Linked DNA regions of Mus musculus: region 1 is linked to region 2. The links are chromatin loops, found by intact Hi-C in ENCODE. Cell type or tissue: gastrocnemius. All regions are shown on one strand. Each heading gives the region's core, and the rest is flanking DNA. Links, peaks and the distances in the headings are about the cores only.

Region 1 (10,267 bases), core at 853-8,852, 550 kb after region 2:
TGCCATCAATTCTTTTCTACTCTTAAACAGTGAGTGCTTTTCTTACTTCTCTGGATCACACCCACCGATAGCCTACAAGTACACAAATAGCCTAGATAGCCTACAAGTACACAAAATAGATCAGAGTCTCTAGGATTTAAATATCTGGCTGATTGTGGTGGTGCACGCTGTTAATCCCAGCACTTGGGAGGCAGAGACAGACAGAGCTCTGGAAGTCTGGGGCCAGTTTGGTTTATGTAGGGAGATCAAGAGTAGTCAGGAATATATAGGAAGAAAGGGGAAGGGAGGAGGAAGGAAGGAAGGAAGGAAGGAAGGAAGGAAGGAAGGAAGGAAGGAAGGAAGGCAGGCAGGCAGGCAAAGAAAAGAAATATTTGGATGTGTCTAAAATTATTTATGAGCTTTTGATACACTATTTGCAAGATAAAACAAGGCAACTTGTTAACCCCTAAATGTGGTTTATTGTTGGGAAAGGTAAGCAATTGCTCATCCAAGAACTCACCGAAAGACAGACAGAAATAGTTTTTGGTGTTAGTGGGTTACTTGGGATGAATTCAGGTTTCTAAGCAGCAGGAGGCAGCCTCCTCTGGAAGGAACCTGGCAGCCTTCTGGAAGTGTTCTATTGTTACACAAAAAGCACCTTTATCAAGTCAATCTCCACACACCACAACTTCCTACCTGACCTACGGGACTAACTGGAAAGACCCTTCAGCAATTCTCAGCCATGGGAGACTTCCTGGTTTGCCAGGCCGGTCTCTAGACTAAGATATGCAAAGGCTCAAACCTTCAAAGGAAGAGCCCATAAAATTTCAGATAATCACTGACTGACAAAAGGCTACTTCCAAGCTTAGGTGCCATCACTCCAAGATTCCTGCCAAAATACAATAGTTCTGCTAACATTCTGTAAGAAATGATAATCTAAAATGGAACATAGCCACTGCCCTGTGTGTGTGTGTGTGTGTGTGTGTGTGTGTGTGTGTGTGTGTGTGTGTGTGTGTGTAGAGAGAGAGAGAGAGACATCAGCCAGAAACAGTCAAGAAAAGAAACAGTCAAGAAATAAGAGGTGCTCTGTTTATTTAGAAAAATAGTCCTAAAGCAAGTGAAATCCTGAGACAGACAGCGAGGGGGCGTTATGAAACACTGATGAAAAGAGATGCTGACAACCTTTGATTTGATTTTTCCCTATACAAATTTGACTCTTCCAGATTAAAAGTCATGTAATAAACCATCGGATGCGCTGTATGGGTACAGAACCTGTTCTCCGTTCACTGGTACTTTATTCGTGTGGAGTCAGAAAAACAACAACAGAAATCTTTTAAGAACATTGAAAAGTGCTTTCCCTCAGGATCCATACAATATTGTGAAGAAATAGATAAATTGCTCTTACCAAATTATTCTTAAAGTTTTGGATTCTTTCCTTCCCCAACTTGCAGTTTAGCCATGCGGCCCAGGTTGGCATATACTGCCATATGTATGCCCCCAACAGCACAGGATGGTCAGAGATCCAGACTTCCTTCAGATCATTGGCCATGGAGATGAGCATCAGCCGCACACAGCGGCTCGTTGGCATCTTGTAACTCTGGTCTATGTTGTTTCTCATAGACTGAAAGTCAACAAGAAGTTTTACACTGAAGGTCCCGACAGTTTCATGCAAATATCATCTAGGAAGGACCCACAGGCCACCTGTCAGCCAGACTCTTTCAGGATGGGACCTGTCAACTGGGAGTCTTCACAGGTGCCACTGGAGGGTTCTAAACTATGATATTTCAAAGAGCCTAAAAGGAGTTAGACATTTACCAGACAGCAATGTCGAAGGCCCTCTGCTCTTAGTCACAATTATCTCATAATAGGGTACAAATGCCTATTTCATTATCACATTTTCAAAAATATCAAATTACCAAGATTTACAGGAAGGGCTAAGAATGTACATTTCAGAGGTAATATGATTATTTAGAAGGGGTGAGGCCCTGGCTTCAATGGCCAGCACCACACAACATAAAACATACCTTATGTTTAGCAAATGGAATCACGGGGAGGAAATGGAAAGAGATACAAGGACTTTCTTAATAAGAGTGGTGGATCCATGCTGGTGAACCACTTATAAATGCAAGTCTGGCAATGCGCTAGCTGGTATGAAAATGAGGCCCTGAAGTACTACCTAGTACTAAACACCGTCCTTAACGCTGCCATTTTCTAAACTGGTACCTGATACACATGACAAAGCCACAGAGCTAACAAAGGATGATTTTTTACCTTAGTTACTTCCTCGGTGAAGGCATTCTTCACAATGTCGGACTGCACAGGCCCCGGGTAAACGTTGCAAAATGTTATGCCTGGATATTGGCCGAGCTCACTATGGAGGGCATTGAAAAAACCCTAAGGAACACAAAAACAAAAACATAAGAAAAAAGAGGAAAGGATAAAGTAAAGATAGAAAGGAAACAGGTTATCCAAATAGACACTCTGGAATGAACAGGTAGGACACTGATGTACGACTCTCAGGCTTCATTTATTTATCCAATCATTTATTCCTTTTTTTTTTTAATGTTGCAGTATAGGTGACTGAACCTATGACCCTGTACACATTTGGCAAGGGCTCTAACACTTACATCTTTGGTGCTTTTTACAGTAACTTATTTGTTTCTTTGGGGGGGTGGCGTGCCAGGGCACAGTGTGGGAGAGAGAGTGTGAGTGCAGGCTCCCTCAAGCTTGGCAGCAGGTCTTTCCCGGCTGAGCCATCCTGCCAGCATCCTTTGTACACTTTATCTGGAGACAGTGGTCTGAGTTTGCCAAACTAGCTTTGAACTTATTTGCAGTCTTAAATGTTCAAATCTCTTATTTTAGCCTCCCAAATGCTTACTTAAGATTATAGATAGGCCTGTGCCAATAAGCGTAGCTCCATTTAGGATTTTTTAAAAGATTCATTTTTGTTAATTTAAATTGTGTGTGTGTGTGTCTGTCTGTCTATCTATGCTTGTATGTGGCTGTATGTAGGGTAACCACTTCCAGATTTGAAAATCTACTAAAACCCACAAATTCCTGAGCCTGAAAACCCACCAATCCCTGGGCTTGGCTTGAAATTCCACCAATCCCCACTCTGGAAATTTCCACCCTGAAAAACTCTGCCACTATCACCACCACCACCACCACCACCACCATCACCACCAACCCACACACACACCACACACACACACCCAAGAAACCTTATATAAAGACTGTCTCCTGCCCAGTTCTCCCTGGAGCAGAGGCAGCTACCCTCTTGGGTTTTTTCCTCCCAGGAAGGAGGAAAAACCTCTTGTGCGAGGTTTGTTGTGTGGCGTGATTCTGTGGTATTCCTTGACTCCTAACTACCAGGATACCACTCAGGACAGAGCTGTAACACCTCCATCTGGGACTCCTTCCCTGTCAGAGCTGCAACACTCCACTGGGGCCCCTTCAGATGCAGGATGTTTGAAAAGGGGTATAACAGAATGTTCAAAGGAAAAATGAAACATTCCATCTTGCAGCAAAACTCCTAAAGTTCAGGAAGCAAACAACTCAAAATAACTTCAGGAAGTCCTTGAAGTCGAGCAGTGGTGGTGCGCCTTTAATCCCAGCACTTGGGAGGCAGAGGCAGGCGGATTACTGAGTTTGAGGCCAGCCTGGTCTACAAAGTGAGTTCTAGGACAGCCAGGCAGGGCTACACAGAGAAACCCTGTCTCAAAAACAAAAACAAAAACAAAAACAAAAACAAAAACAAAAACGAAGTCCTTGAAATTGACCAGACTCACTAGGCTCCTCCCACCTCAAATATATATATGAATATGATGATGTCAGGACTGCTGAGAGATGCTGTCAGACAAGCTGAGATAGTTGTCAGAAGCAGAGACAAGACAACTGTCTGGGAAAGGCTCAGACCAACTGAGCTTATGGAAAAAAACACTCTCCAAGCTAGAGTGCTGCCTGCAGGCGGTGCAATGTGCTCCAGGTTTCCCAGCTTCTGTGAGCTGTCACCCATGCTGGGGTAGGCTTTGGGGATGCAGCTGTCACTGGATCATTTCGATTCCTGTAAGTAATTCCTCATAGCCATCTGTAACTCCAGTTCCACGGAATCCAGTGCCCTCTTCTGGTTTCCATGGGTACTGCATGCATGTGGTGCCCAGACATAAAATAAATAAATATTTTTTTAAAAAATTTACTGTAACTTCTAGGAATATGAGAAGGAAACGTGTTTTTTAAAAGGCTTCCTGGGACATGGTGGTGAGTGCCTGTGAGGCCAGCTCTTGGGAGATATAGGCAGGATTTGAAGCTCAAGGTCAGCCTGTGGTAGAAGAGACAGTTCCAGAACGATAGAAAAGCCTCCTGGTCTCAGCATTTCTTCTACTTAAGTCCTGCTATAACTTCTGTTATACTTCTGCTGTAACTGTTCACAGTTTGCCAGAGGATCCAACCCAAGAATAAAACAGAGTCTTGGAGGGCAGGCCAGACAGCTCACCTGTGTTTTTGTGTTGTTGCTATTTTTGTTTTTACTGCATCTGCCTGTCTGAGATGGGACTGTCTTTACAGGAGGTTGATTGACAGGACCTTACTAAATCTGAGGAGAGCATCCAAGATGCCAGCCTTCATCCCTGTGCGCTGTTGGTTCTGCATGGCAGAGGTGGGTCCTGCTGAACTACAGTGGCCATTTCTGTGACGGCATGGTGGCCTTCAGCACTGAGCCACTATGCCAGTGGTGGAACACGCCACTGGAACTCTCCTTCCGAGCGAGTCGTGGGTTCCCTCATTGTCATACAGAATTCACTGTTCCTTCACATTGACTCTCAAGCCAAAATGAAAAGCGCATTCCGTTCTGCTATTTAAGTCTCACAGATATATAACATAAATCAAGCTTTTTATCTTAGTCATAGACCTAGCCAGAATGTCTTCTTTCAAAGAAACCATAAGAAATAGAGTCACATGTTCCCTAAGATAATCGGGCCCAGGACTAATCAGTCTCTGATGTGCACGAACAAGGAAACAAGAGAAAACAAAGAGCGAGGAAAGGGGAAGGAAAAAGAAGTCACAGACCTAGAACACGCACAGAGGAAAGGAGTGGTAAGGCGGAGTTGCGCCGTAAGGCGGGGTTGCACGGTAAGGCGGGGTTGCCGTGAGGCCGTGGTGGGGTGGGAGCAAGGTGAAAGGCGAAGCACTGAGCAGGTCACCCTAAGAGAAGAACTCCAGTCTCATCCTTACATCCCCAGGGTCTGATGCAGCATGTGATACAGTACCGGTGCTCACAGCCTGGATTGATGGGTTCTACGCAGGTGTGATGTGACTCCAACGGTCCTTTTATTATCTAAGGAGAGATACCAGCTTCCCTTGCCTCAGTCTCCTGCTTAAGGCCCAGTGCCAATCAGCACACCCACTCAAAGTCTTATTATGCCACAAGCACACACACGAGTCAGCTTTCTCAGCTGCATGTGAGCCACCTTACCCGAAGAGCATGCTTGCTGGCACAGTAGCCACTGGAAAGGGACACAGAGGCAATCCCCGCGATGCTGTTCACAGTCACAATCTTCCCTTGTTTCCTCTCTATCATGTGAGGCAGGACACACTTGGTCAAGGATACTGTCCCTATGTAGTTCAGATTTATCAGCTCCTTGAAGACATCCAAGTTGGTTTCTAGAACTAAGGAACGCTGGCTTCTTCCACCGTTGTTGACCAAAATGTCAATCTAAGAATCAGAAAATGGGTTCTTAAAGACAGTCTAAGAAAACGATTGCTTGTATTATTAACCTGAAGAGTAACTGGGACAGTGGTGTGGTTCTAGTAGCAGCTACAAAAATAAAATAAAATAAAATAAAATAAAGGGAAAGTAGATGTTGCGGCCCACATCTTTAATCTCCGCACTTGTGAGGCAGAGGCAGGTGGGTCTCTTGAGTTCAAGGCCAGCCTGGACTTCAGAGTGAGTTCCAGAATGGCCTGTCACAAAAAAAAAAAAAAAAAAAAAAAAGAAAGAAAGAAAGAAAGAAAGAAAGAAGAAAGAAAGGAAGGGGGGCGGGGAGGGGAGGGGAGGGGAAGGGGAGGGAAGAGAAGGAAAAGAAAGAAAGAAAGAAAGAAAGAAAGAAGAAAGAAAGGAAGAGGGGAGGGGAGGGGAGGGGAGGGGAGTGGGAGAAGAGAAGTGACAAAGAAAGGAAAAGAAGGAAGGAAAGAAGGAAGGAAGAAAAATAAAAGAAAATAAAAGGAAGCAAGGAAAAGAAAAGGAAGTAGAATTCACCTGTGGAATTTCCGTTTGAAGTAACCAGTATCAGAAAAAGAAAAGCATCCGCAGATATTAACTTCACCCTTGCTTCTTGGGGAAGGGGTGAAAGTACTACGTAGCTAAAGCCAGCTCCCAGCCCTGACCTCTCTGTACATGCTGCATCTGTTCCATCCCTTTGAAGGGGATCCACAGTTGGAAATCTCTTTGGCAGTGAGGCAGAGAAGCAATACCACCCTTCATGAACACAAAATGCAACTCACTTTACCAAACTCCTGCAGAACGGCTTTGGTGGCTGCCTCATGGGAACTTGTATCGGTCAAGTCAAGGGGCAGAACCAGTATATCTTTTTCTTTTAAATTGCCATTTTCTGAAAAAGATGCATGAAGAGTAAGCAAGCCATCCCAGTTTCACTGAACTCAGCTTCCCTGTTAAATTTAACCTCTACCCCACAAAAAGGTGGCGGTGAACCCACTCCAGGAGGCACTACCTAAGCATCTCTCAGTGACCGGGGAAGACAGGTGACATTGTGCAAGGTCTCAGTGGTTAAGAGCATACACCACTTTTTCAGAGGACCTGAGTTTAATTCCTAGCACCCATGTCACAACCACCTATAATTCCAGCTCCAGAGACATCCAACATGGCCTCCAAGAGCACCTGCACTCACAAGTACAGACTCACACATATACACATAATTAAAAATAAATCTTTTTTTTTTTTAAGTTTATAGCATACACCAGGTGGTGGTAGTAGAGCATGCCTTTAATCCCAGCACCCAGGAAGCAGAGGCAGAGACAAAGCAGGTGGATTTCTGACTCAAGGCCAGCCTGGTCTACATAGTGAGTTCATGACAGCCAGGGCTACACAAGGAAACCCTGTCTTGAAACACCGGAAAAGAGGGTGGGGTGGGGTGGGGTCTGTACTATAAATCTGTAAGAAGCTGAGAAGGCCAGAAGTGCATGGTAGATAGAACTTCTACCCTTACACCAAGAGCTCTAGAAGGTAAATAAGGAAAGACATGCAGCCCTTCAGACGATTGCTACCTAAGAACATATTGAGACATAATTGATTCTTTCTATTTCTGATCACCAGAGGGACAACTGAATTGGATCACTCTGGACCTCTTAATATAAAATAAGCAATGTCAGTCAGAAAAACAAGCAAGTCCTGGAACGTGAGAGGAGCATGTTCTTGGTCTCTGAGGGCAAAGACATGAAAGAACATGACTTAAAACACGGAGAGGTCTGCACCAGTGACCACACAGAGAAATGGGAGCCAGCGGTCCTCACAGCTCAGCATTGCTGACACACTTATGCTCTCTGCTAGAGCAGGCCTTACAAGTCGCTGAGGTGGAGGACCAATGACCATGTTTAAAAAAGCATAGAACTGAAACACAAGCGGCTTGAGAAAGCAGCGTCATGAAGAGAGCCTTGTGACTGTGCTGGGAGTGGGGGCGCGGACTCTTATATCGCTGGGAGGATGTAGTCAGCAGGGAAAAAAATAATGGAAGAATAATAGAGATAACACAGAGAGAGGGGGGAGGGGAGAGGGAGGGGGAGAGGGGGAGGGGGAGGGAGAGGGAGAGGGAGAGGGAGAGAGAGAGAGAGAGAGAGAGAGAGAGAGAGAGAGAGAGAGAGAGATTTAAGATTATATTAAAGTACTAAATGCTAAACATCCCTGAAGTGGGGTCTCATCCCTTCTATTAAGTGAAGGAGACAAGACTAGAACTCAAGCCAATGAAAATAGTGTCACTCTTTTGTGAATAAGGTATTGCCTCCAGTTCATTTTTAAACCTTTCTTCTTTCCTTTCCTTTTATCCATCCTAACACACACACGCACACGCACACGCACATGCACACCCCACCCATGACTTTAATATCTGACATAAGGCAGAATGACTACGGATCATCCCTAACTACACTTGAGTTGCACTCATGAGCGCCTGTTCTCCCGAAGCAAAGATATGAGTCAGATGATCATTCAAGTCCACCAGTGCTTCCGATCTTGGGGCTTCCTAGCCCCTCAATATCAAAACTTGGTATAAAAACAATGGAAAGGTGGCTGGAAAGAAGAAATAGCCAAGCAAGAGCGGCTGCTTAAGAGGTGACAGAAGAGGAGGTCAGGGCAGTACGCACGCACACACGCACGCACGCACGCACGCGCGAAGCCCTGGAGCCAACATGTACCACGCACAATCCCACCTTCCCTGACTTCCAAAGCTGCGCTGAGTTTGGATTCTCGCTGCTGGGAAGCACGGCTGGTGTTGGGAATTGACTCACCCAGGCATCTTCTCTTCACCCGCTCCAGCTCCTGCGCCCTTCGGGCTGACAGCACCAGAGAGACCCCGAGTTTAGATAACTGGAAAGCTAGCTCCTCGCCAATGCCACTTGACGCTCCAGTAACCCACACCACCATGTCAGTCAGCTCCCATTCTGTTGAAGAAGGCGGACAGTTACAGGGGAGATGGTATGCGATGAATGGCACCCATCTACCAAAGAGAAGTAAAACATGAATGCATTTTTAAAAAAAACCTTTTAAAAATACTACTAAATATGAATATGAAGGTCTAATATTTGGAGCCTAAAATTTCAAGTGTCATGTTAGGGGGTCTCACTCAAGCTTTCTTCAAGCACACAAAACCTGGGTACAGTCTGGAGCTTCTCCCTAAACCAGGCCTGGTGCTGCATGTCTGTAATCCCAGAAGTTGGAAGGGAATCAAGGGGTAAGAAGTTCAAAGCCGGGCTGGAGAGATGGCTCAGCGGTTAAGAGCACTGACTGCTCTTCCAGAGGTTCTGAGTTCAAATCCCAGCAACCACATGGTGGCTCACAACCATCTGTAACGAAATCTGATGCCCTCTTCTGGTGTCTCTGAAGAGAGCAATGGTGTACTCCTATACATAAAATAAATAAATAAATCTTAAAAAAAAAAGTTCAAAGCCATTCTTGGCTACATAGTCAGCTGGAGGACAGCTTGAAACACAGAGATCTTGTCTCAAAATAAATGAACAGACAGACAGATTTCAAGTATTGTAAGAAAGCATCTTTTATCAGAGTTTTCTTAGAAAGCACGACACCAGACAGTGGTGGTACACACCTTTAATCCCAGCACTTGGAAGGCAGAGGCAATCAGATCTTTGTGAGTTCAAAGCCAGCCTGGTCTACAGAGTGAGTTCCAGGACAGGCAGGGCTACACAGAGAAAGCCTGTGCCTGTCTTAAAAAAAAAAAAAAACCCTCCAGAAAAGCTAGAAACAAACCACATTGTTAGTAGGCAGCCCACACCATATGTTGTATAGTTTGGAATCTTGGTAAATCTACTAGAATCTAGTTGTAGCTGAACCTCATCACTATATGGTTTCACTCAATTTATCTGCTTATTTAACAGGGGAAATTAAAGCTAGTGACTAGAAACTCATTGCCTTCTCAATTAAATGAGAAGGCAATAAATTCTAATTTCTGAAGTGGAACCACAGATGCCTTTGAAAATGCCATATGTTGCTCAATAGTATGATCTAGTATGATCATCTGTTCTGTTGTTGTTGTACTTAGACAGTTGTTGCCTTTGCCTGAAGCATGCACCTCATCCTCCTGCCTCCACACCATAAGTGCCACCCTCCCAGCGGTGTGACCCCTTGTCCCAGCCCTCTTTCTGGATTTAACGTTTTAAATTTCATTACTAGAATGACACATTATCCTAACTGTGTGTGCGCGTGTGCATGGCGGGGTGTGTGTACATGTGCCTTGGTGCGTGCTGGCTGGCAGTCAGGGGGACAACCAGAGAAGCCAGTTCTTTTCTTCCACCTTTTTGGGGCGTGCAGGATGGAGTTCGGGCCATCAGGCTTATACTGCAAGCAGCTTTAACTGCCGGTCTCACAGTTGTGGGTACGCACCAGAGATGACTGCTCGGGCATGGGTTAAAGCCAATAGGAAGTCTTTAATAGCCATCTGGTGTTTGGGATCCCAGTATAGCCCCGGGCCTTTCTTGGGGTGAGCTTTTAAGCACAAAAACTTTTTTTCTTTTTTTTTTTTTTTTTTTTTTTTTTGGTTTTTCGAGA
Region 2 (10,267 bases), core at 1,182-9,181:
CAGCTATATCTGGGTCCTTTCAGCAAAATCTTGCTAGTGTATGCAATGGTGTCAGCATTTGGAAGCGGATTATGGGATGGATCCCTGCATATGGCAATCACTACATGGTCCATCCTTTCGTCACAGCTCCAAATTTTGTCTCTGTAACTCCTTCCCTGGATGTTTTCATCAAGTGGTTCTTATTGTTTGCGGGCTATTGTGTTAGTCACAGAGGCCTCACAGCAAAGTAGGATTTTGGGAAAGGATAAGTCATTTGTTTTTTTAAAGGAGAACAGCAGGGTGAGCAAAATTCACTGGGCAACGTCTGGTAGTTTAAGGTGCTGGGGATTAATAGCCTGGGGGAGAGAAGGACTGGGGATGGTCGTGAGGGGGTCAGCCACAAGCTTCCGGCTTAGACTTATTCTTGAGCCAGTGCTGCAGTGTGACAAAGGAGTATTAACTAAGACGTTAGATGATAAATGAACTTTTCTAAAGACCGTGAAAGCTGAGTTATTGCTCTTTTGGTCTTCTGGTCTTCTCAACCAAGATCCCTTTTCTGGACCATAAAGCACAAAGAACTGGGTGTCCCTCAGTCCACTTGTTTGGTACGTAGCTGCTTGTAGCAGCCTGGCCACGTGGGAGAGAGGTTAATTCTTTTCCGTGAATCCATCAGCTGCCTCAACTCTCTTAGCTATTGACAGGTGGCCAAAGTTTAACATTTTTAAGAGATTGAGAAGAAAATTCAAAAAAAAAAAAAAACTAAACAAACTTGTTACTGTGTAAAAATGATATGAAATTCATATCTCACTGCTTCTGAGAGTTTATGAGACCAGCGGCAGAGCTGCTCACTGGCATGAGATCTGTGCTGATTGCACATCACACCTGCGAGCGGGGAGTGGAGAAGAGACTGTGTGGCCTACAAGGCCACAAGTATTTGTAATCCGCAGAGAACTGGCTGTCATGCCCCAGCTGGCTGAGAAAGGCTCCGGAAGAGCTGTGTTCTGCCTCAAGATTACTTTCTAATGTCTGTCTCTTTTCCAGATTACGCCTTCCCGTACATTATATTAGTGTTATCTCTGGTTACCCTGGCTGTATACATGTCTGCTTCTGAAATAGAGGTAGGAAATTAATTGGTTTTCCTTTGTTATGGTTTTAGGGTTTTTTGTTTGTTTTGTTTTTGTTTTTAACTAAGAGCTGACAATTGAATGGAATAATACATATGATATGGTAAGGTACACTAACTGGTTCAGTGATTCTTGGAGATACCGGAGACCTCAGAGTCAGGGAGTGAGGGTTCTGGAACTGCAGTGGGCCTGGATGGAGAGAGCATGCTCTCTACACTTCCTCTTTAGTTCATGTCTATCTCAGGAAGCTTATGTTCCCCAAGTAAATGGTGACATGGATGAGAATGCAGAGAAGGGCTCTAGGCCAAGTATGGCTGCCGAGGGCCTGTGTGGCCCTGTGGACGGTGTGATGGCTAGACCTGGGGCTCTCAAGTCCGTTTTAGCTCAAGCTTTCAGAGTCCCAGCCATGAGTGTATAAGGAGCAGTGGTTTAGCTGGGTTTGCTAATCTGTTTCTCTTTTCCTTTCCAATGATCCCATAGAACTGCTATGATCTCCTGGTCAGGAAGAAAAGACTTATCGTTCTCTTCAGCCACTGGCTACTGCACGCCTATGGCATAGTCTCCATCTCCAGAGTGGACAGGCTGGAACACGACCTACCGCTTTTGGCTTTGGTACCTACACCAGCTCTGTTTTACTTGTTTACTGCAAAATTTACCGAACCATCACGGATACTCTCAGAAGGGGCCAATGGACATTGAATATAAAATGCCAAAAAAAAAAAAAAAAAAAAAAAAAAATCCCGAAAAGTATTCTTCATTAAAAAAAAGTAAAGAAGAATTAAAATGTATTAATAGCATTCTTTCATACATGGGAAGAAGATTGTCCAGATATTATAATGCTTGTGCTTTATCTTTGGATTTATTGGACCTTGTGGTTACACTTGGAGACTACAGGGCCTCCTGTTACTGTGCTCTGCCTATCTTAGCTATCACACCGGAAGCCCAAACAGGCAGGGGTAATTGCTCTTTGGAGCACGGCCATGTTTTTGTACACCTGTGCTGATGGTGTCTCCCTGCTTTTTGTGAAGAACCTTTAACAAGTGTATTCTGAACTCAATTGCTGTGGCATCATTATGCCTTCTGTTGTCTATACATTACCTTCGAGGAATTACAAAGGCAGATGTGCTTGTGGAGTGTGATGGCAAAAACAGAAACAAAGGATGTCTTTGTCAATGGCTATTTATTTTCACCAATACAGTGTTTAGTAATATTTCAAAAATAAAGCATAATTTATATAACGAACTTTCTGTTTAGAGACAGTTTGGTTGAAGACATGTTCAGATTATTGTTCCTGTAAAGAAGAAAACAATAAAGAATTTAATTGTAAAATAACTCCATGTTCTGATAATTCTTTTTTGCTACAGTGATTATGGAAGTAATTAAAAATGTTAAGCATTACGACTCATATTTCTTCTGTCTACTGAATAAATATGCTCACTCCCATTCTCTCATATTCAATTTCTTAAAACAAGATATATAGGCCACACTGTATTGATCCTGAGACTTTTTTCCAGTCATGACATTTCTGAGTCAGGATCTTATAACTGGAAGTCTCTGAGATAGAGTGAAATATGACATACATAGAAGGTCCCCGTGGCTGGTTTTGGATGGGTAAGTGGCCATGTTCGTATCTGAAGGCTTTGAGAGACTCATGTTCTAGCCATGGAAACAAAGACCCTTAGCCCAAAAATCTGGCCATGTGTATCCATTTGTGATTTGAAAAGTTAGTCCCCGAGTCTGCTCATGGCAACTCTGAAGACTTCTACTGATGCTACAAAACAAACTTAAGAGCACTCACGTGGCCTGTGCTTCTTCTTCCGGCTTCTTGATTGTTTCTTTAACATTTTGCAGATCCTGCTTAATGTGAGTCTCCTAGCATGAGAGGATGGGGAAAAACGAAGTATTTCTTGATTCTTTTGCTTCTTTCCTATAAGAAAAAAATTGGGTTTTGTGGTTATTACTGAATATTAAAATGCTGAGTTGCTCCAAGAATCCACATGTGAGAGGTGACATGTCTGATGTGCCACCTCTGAGCCTACTGCATTTGAAACTGTTTTGACAGTTACCTTCCTATGTCCTCTCCTAGCAAAAAAAAGTCTGTATAAGAGAAGTCATAAGATAAAAAGGTTACAATTCTGCAGAGGCAGAGATTGTTAGGGATACTCAATTACTTCATGGGAACAAAGTTATTAATATAGCCACGCTAATTATTCATGTTAGTAACGTTTGATAAAATGTGTTTATTAAAAATATGCAAAACAGGAGGCAGAGGCAGGTGGGGCTACAGGCTTGGAAAATCAAATGCCAGCCTTGGTCTACAGAACACGCTTCAGGACATCTGGGGCCATAAATAAATAAATAAATAAATAAATAATAAATAATAAAATTTGTAAAACAGCTCTCATCCTAGTTCAGCGTCCATCATGTTTGAGGTCTTCATGACACATTGCAACTTAAGGCTAGAGTACTTTGCTATTCAGACCTGAATAATTTGAAAGGCAAAAATACTCTCTTAATGTGGACTTCTAGATGAGTTTAATTTATCCAAAACTATGAATTTAAAGGACTTTGCTGCTCACTGGAGCCATGTAGAAATTAAAAAAAAACAAAAACAAAATGTGCCTGAGCTCACCCCGATACTCATGATAAGCTGGTCTAGCATGCAGCCTCAAGGTGGATTCTTTTTTTTTTTTTTCCTTCTAACCTAGATGTGGAAGGTTGAGAACCACCGGCCTACAAGTCTCCCTTATCTAGAGCTTAGTTTTCCCAAGGGGCATTTTGGGTTTGGTTTGGTTTGGTTAGGCGTGGCTTTCCCAAGACAGTCTTGTTACGGCTGTTATGACCTACCCTGGGTGACCTTGAGCCTCTGGATCCAGACTGCCTCAGCCTCCTGGGGCAGGGCTCGCACAGTGGGGTTTTCACGATACCCTTTGAATTATTCAACAAATGATTTCACTTTACTCTCTGTAATGTTAATTTTACTGTAACTATAAAATTGAAAGTAGTTATTTTTTCAGAATTAAATGATCAAAAAAATGGGCGTAATAGTATTGAGTCACTTTTCCATCATAAAATGAAAAGGCCACTTTGACCATGCTAAGAATTGGTTTCTCAAAGCATGTTATGATCTACAAAGGTCTTTCTGCAAGGAATGTGTTATTTGATCAATACAAAACACCTGCATGTAACTGAATGCTCAAGGGAGTTGGAATTTTAACTGAACAGATAGTTCTTAAATGCAAATGGATAATCTGTGTGTTTAAAAACAGAACTGCCATATGACTCAGCTATCCCGTTCCATGTCCTAGCACAGAGATGGGCACACATCTGCACGTATCGCTGCTCTAGTCCCAAGAGCAAGGGAGGGACTCAGCCTCAACCTTTATCTGTGGATAGATGATGGATTGTGGGACATGGATACAGTTGAACCTTATTCTGCCATAAAGAGAAAAAGGAAGTGATAAGATTTGTAGGAAAATGAGTGAAAGTGGAAATAGTAGGTGGGGCCACTGGCTTGGGAAATCAAGTGTGACGAGACCTCTTCTGTGCAGATCCCAAGCTTTCAGCTTTTCTAAATGTGCATTCCATGTGGGAGAGGGGATGGAGAGGTGGCAGGAAACTAGAAAGGGGCCCGTAGAAGGCGGAGAGAGAGGCCGCACAGGAGGGAACTGGGAGAAAAACCACATGGGATGTGAAGGAGGAAATGATTGCACCCCATACGGACAGGGTGAGCAGTGGACAAGGCATGGGGGGGGGGGGCGGGTCACGGAGACGGGGAGAGAGGAGCACCTGAGTATTGAGGTTCAGCCAGAACTAGTTATGTGTGGAAACGGCACACAGGAACCTGTTACTGTGAATGGTGATTTAAAAATACAAATAAATATAAGAAAGTATATTTAAATTCATTTTCACTCTGACTTGAAATTAAGGAAGAAATTATGAAACAAAGTTCTTTTAAAAGTTGTCATCGCCTTGTGTGTGTGTGTATGTGCGTGTGTGTGAGTATGTGTGTGTGTATGAGAGTGTGAGTGTGTGTGTATGTGAGTATGTGTGTCCACGTACATGCATGGGGGGGCAGTGAGTATAGCACATGTGTCACAGTGCATACAGAGCTCAGAGGACAACTTGTAGGGTGTATATAGGTCTCAGGTATTGGGCACAGGTGTCTGTCAGGCTCCATGGCTAAGGACCTTTACCCACTGAGCCATCCCTTTGACCCAAAACACTTTTAATAATTTAAAAGTAATCAGTACTGCTACTGTTTGGTTTACGTATACGTGCATTTCTGCTTACAAGACAGAAAAGGTACAAAGTTAATTGACAGTTTTCAGGTGAGTTCTGGCAATCTAGCATTCTGATAACCTCATTCCTCTTTCCAGTTGTACTTGGGGCTCTTGGGCAGCTCCCATCTGCACCTGTCTCTGACAGCTCTGTGTGCTTTCTGCTCCTTTATCTCCAGGAGAAGAGGCCCATTAGGTCTAACCATCTCTTCTCTTGCCCAGGGATTCGCAGTACAGTAATGAAGCTAGCGTAATGGGTGTGAAAGGGCAGGAACTGAAAGATTGTACTGATATACTATGTCCAACAGAGAGCAGCAGAGAGCTGCAGAACTGGAAGCAGTCCAGGGCTTCTAGAGAATTGCAAGCAATTCACAAGTCAGAGACTCCTTGGCTGTAAGGTGGTGGAATAATAATAATAATTCAAGGGTCAAGTGGTACTCGCTTCTCTGGGACAGGGGGAGATTCCAGACACCCAATGAACAGTCAATATGGGTTTGATATTTTATAACCGCCGTTTGTTGTCTTTCTAACTCTACAATCAGGAAAAGTGAGAAAGGCGTGAACAGCAGGAGGACAATCCGGGCCTGGCTTCTGAGTCCACCCACATTCTGTCGCGTGCCCCGGGAGCTGAGAAGGGCAGAGAGCTATGGCAAGCCGGGGGTCTGCCTCCAGAGCTCAGCTCAGCTTCCGGCTCCTCAGAGGCCCCAACTCCTGACTCCTGCTACAGAGACTTTAGTGATGGCAGCGCCAAAACCACTATCTGGCCCTGGTCAGGGGAGGAGCCGCCAAACTCTGGACTGGACTGTGAATCCCATTTGAGCAGGGAGTGTCTCATTCCCTGTGGTATCTTAGAGCTTGATTCAGGACAGGAGGTTAGTAAGTGCTTGTTGATGGTAACATTTTATTGGCTCTAAATAGAATAGCTCACTTTGTCTTTGTTTAGTTTAAATGGTTTATTTTGGTTTTACTTTATGTGTGTGAGTGTTTGCCTGCATGTATGTATGTATGTGCACTACATGTTTTTGTTTTTCAACAGAGAATGTCTGTGAATCGGGTGTGGTGGCCTATATACCCAGCACTCAGGGAGTCTGGGCAGGAAGATTCTGAGTTCCCACCACACTAGACTCCACAGTAAGATTCCTATCTCAAAAACAAAGTCGCTAGTTTCTTTTTTGTAATCATGAGCAAAATTTAGTTCTCTTGAAAATCTTCTCAAGTGAAAGGAAGAAGTGATGAGCTGTTCGGACAAACTCGACCCAAAGTGAGAAGGGTGTTTGGTGGGAGGCCCAGCACCACAGAGCACTGCCCTTTTCCTTCCTCTGATGACCGGTTCCCGAGGACCCCCTTATTTTGATGTCACTAGCTACTAGAAGGCGGCTGAAGTGCTATCTTACCGAGCTTCTGGAGATCCTCTTTACTAAGGCTGGCCGGTGAGTCCTCTTCCATAAGACGACGCAGCCTTTCGAATCCCCCCACGAGCCAGGTGCTGATGGACTCAATTTTCTCATCCCTGTACTGCAGCTTCGCCACCAGAGACTTAATTTCTTGCATAGTGTCTTCTCCGGTGCCCACCAGTTCCTTAAAGGGACAGCATTTGGGGGTGTGCGGATACAAATTACAACGAAATGAATATCATTCTGAGTGGATTGTTTCCAGAGGTGATGCTATGTATGAAAAGTTGTCATTAGTTACACAAAGTAACTTTTAGAGACTAAGAAGAGGCAGGATTCAGAGCCAGCTACCTGACTCCTCTCCTACCTACAGGGAGGAGGGATGGAGAGGCAGAACAGCTGGTAAAATAGAGTGAGCCTAGAGTTCACAGCACAGTCTGAAAACCAGATGTGTTCTATGTGAGCTTGCAAAGACAAAGGAGGAAAGGAAAGAGAGGGAAGATGAAGAAGCAGGGAAGAAGGGTGGAGAGGGGACTGCCCACCCATCACACTGAGAGATACTGCAAGAAGATAGTTTCTGAAAGGATTAAGATCTCATGGTTAAGTTTGGCACAACGGCTATGACGGGACCACCACCCTACCATCCTTCTGCATTTTAACAATTCTGTCCATATGTACACGAATACATACCAGTTACACGCACAGGTGAACACCACACACACACACACACACACACACACTCACACACACACACACACACACACACATACTCACACACACACACACACTTTTAAATAGTAGATGAATTCTTTTTGAGACATGATATGCAAAACAATGCAGAAAGAGCCCTCACCTTAATTATGATCTGAAATCCTGACAGCAGATCTGAATAGTGTGCTGAAATATGCAAATGCAATAGTTAATAAAACAATATTAGTATTTTAATAATTAAAAGTTTTAAATTATTTTTCTAAGAGTTTCTACTTCCAGAATCACACACACACACACACACACACACACACACACACACACACACACACACACACACAGACACAGAGACACAGAGAGAGACAGAGACAGAGTCAGAGAGAAACAGAGACAGAGAGACAGAGAAGAAAATTTCTACTTCATTTTGACCTTATGGCAAAACGTTACTATAAAGACCCTAAGTCAAACCTCAGATAGAAAGAGAACTAAATTCCAGAATACATGAAGACCTTAGCTCAATGATAAGAGCACTAGAAACATGAGACAATGAGTAAGAAACTTGAGTGAACACGGCACCTGCTTTCTCAGGCCTCTTGCATCCTGGTGCCGACAGCAGCCCCTCCTTGTTCTAGAACAGTTACGTTAATCTGACAGTCACGTGGGGGTGATACTCTGACTTCAAGGCTAGGGCATGTCAATACCGTGAGCTTCCACTGTTCTCCTGGGATGTTTCCCTTGGAGCCCAGCCGTTCTGTGTGCAGCCCATGAGGCTGTGTTCTGGCCAACGCTTTCCCTGAGCCACATCTGAGAGCCACATCAACTCCAGACATAGGAACAGGTGGGAGTTTGGAGGGTCCAAGCTTTCAGACGCAGAACGTTCCACGGAATAGGCAGGCTGTATCCGAGCTCCGATCACATCACCAATACATGAGCCAAGAAAACTCTTTGCCCTAAGCTGCTAACTTTGTGATATTTATTGGGGGATATTTACATCTATCTACATCTATGTCTATATCTATATTTATACCTATATATCTATCTCTATAATTTGAATGTATGAGTATGTATGTATGTATGTATGTATGTATGTATGTATAAGCAAAAGCAGCTTTAAACTCCCTGACATGGGTGCTAGAAACTGAACTCCAGTCCTCTGAAAGAGCGGCAAGGGCTCTTACCTACTGAACCATCTATCCAGCCCCACACTGAGATAATTATTATACCAAAATACTTCATTGGTTCAAGATGGTTCAAAAAGGATGATTTTCAGACAGTCGAGAACCACATGAACTGATGGTCACTGCAGGGAAAGGCAGACGAAAACCACAATACCATTCCATCTTACACTGATGCAAATGGCTATGTGCTAATGCTTTTACTGCCCTCAGTTTTTCAAGTGTTGGTGAGGGTCTCAGGCAGCGGGATCTTTTCCACATCACTAGTTGGATGAGGAATTTGAACAGCAAACCGCAAAGTAGCAGTTTCTTAAAAGGCACCCAGTCACTAGCCTTGCAGGCCAGCCCTGCCATTCTAAGTATTGCCTAAGAGACCAGTTTTAAAAACACTTCTGAATGAGTGTCCCCAGTCCCTTCACCTGTGATACATGAAGAACAAGGCAAATGACCTTCGGCTGCTGAACAGATGATGTGTGTGTAGCCCATACCACTGCACTGCGCCAGAGGGGAGACAGTCTGTGGCTCAAGAAAGCACAGAGGCGTGTCTGTGTGTGTGTGTGTGTGTGTGTGTGTGTGTGTGTGTGTGTGTGTGTGTGTGTGTATTTGATGATGTTTTGAGACAGGTTCAGGCTCACAGGTCAGCCTCTAGTTCAGGCTGACATGGAACTTACTTTGTAGTCCAGCCTGATAAACTCACACCAACCCCTCTGTTTCAGCCTTCTAAGTACTGGGATTATAGGTGTGAGCACCCACACCAGGCTTCATGAAGGAATCATAAAAATCCATTTTGGAGGGTCAGAAAAGCCAGGAGGAGACGTTCACATACTGTGTCATTTCCTCTTGTTTAATTATTAGTGGTAGAAGCCATCTGGGTGGCTTCCAGAGACTGGAGGAGGGATGTAAGATGGACTGGAAAGGGGCAGGTGGCAGTAAATACCTGATAAGAGGAACTTAAGGAAGGGGGCAATGTGGGCCTACAGCTTCAGCGGCTCCTGGTTTGCTGTGACGCAATGGAGCAGCTGACTGTGGTGATGGGAATGCGTGGTAGAGATCCCCACGTATCTTGGTAGCTCAAAAAGCCGAGAATACGGATGTAATAAGGGATGGTTATAACCTTTACAGCCCTACTTTCATCATCCGGGGTCTCACCTCCCAAAGGTTCTACAACCCTCCTAGTAAGACCACAGACTTAAAACAGGAGCCTGTTTTGACTTAAACCATGGCTAGGTGCCACAATGACGATGTTCTACACTTTGCTGCGGTGGCAGTGGCCGCCAGAGTACGTATAGTCCTCAAAATTCACCGACCTTAAGATAGATGCATTTGACTCCATGCAAATTAATAAAATTGTTTGATCAAGGAATCGTATGGGAATAGTGACACATTACTTACAGTGCTGAACTATCAGTTGCCAAGAGAGGTCACCTGAGTGCTGTACAGTCACTACTTGCTTTGACGCGTATTCATTGATTTCTTTCTTCAGGTAGGCAAGGTACTGGAAAGGAAAGGGATGCAACTGCTCAGAACCTGCTCTCTGCAGAGTTAGAGAAATGTCTACGCAGTCATCCTCAATGTATAATGACGGTTCGCGATGACTCTGACTGTCCTAC

Evidence for each region. A loop is a pair of places that touch in the nucleus more often than their neighbours do. Peaks named below come from ENCODE experiments on the same cell type or tissue, not always from the same donor. Only the 100,000 strongest peaks of a DNase experiment are listed, where the experiment ranks them.
Region 1: it touches region 2 in a loop (3-fold over the local background); 7 of 42 quality-filtered maps call a loop at or near these places.

What each region holds. Positions count from the first base shown.
Region 1 is chr12:72,650,851-72,661,117 of GRCm38, forward strand. It overlaps Dhrs7 (dehydrogenase/reductase (SDR family) member 7), which reads right to left. Exons shown (of 7, transcript NM_025522.5): 2 at 8,494-8,646; 3 at 6,478-6,584; 4 at 5,450-5,689; 5 at 2,251-2,373; 6 at 1,385-1,600. Among named protein-coding and RNA genes, the nearest start is that of Dhrs7, 8.8 kb to the right of the region's middle. In gastrocnemius, for the core only: a CTCF peak has its summit at 4,111 (motif pointing left); a DNase peak (open chromatin) is centred at 4,060.
Region 2 is chr12:72,099,027-72,109,293 of GRCm38, forward strand. Jkamp (JNK1/MAPK8-associated membrane protein) reads left to right here. Exons shown (of 7, transcript NM_024205.2): 6 at 1,021-1,097; 7 at 1,584-2,501. The coding sequence ends at 1,802. It overlaps Ccdc175 (coiled-coil domain containing 175), which reads right to left. Exons shown (of 21, transcript NM_028687.1): 17 at 10,050-10,152; 18 at 7,628-7,671; 19 at 6,778-6,961; 20 at 2,902-3,030; 21 at 2,266-2,394. The coding sequence ends at 2,381. Among named protein-coding and RNA genes, the nearest start is that of Jkamp, 18 kb to the left of the region's middle. In gastrocnemius, for the core only: a CTCF peak has its summit at 5,691; DNase peaks (open chromatin) are centred at 5,710 and 6,035; H3K4me3 peaks cover 530 bases; H3K27ac peaks cover 1,048 bases.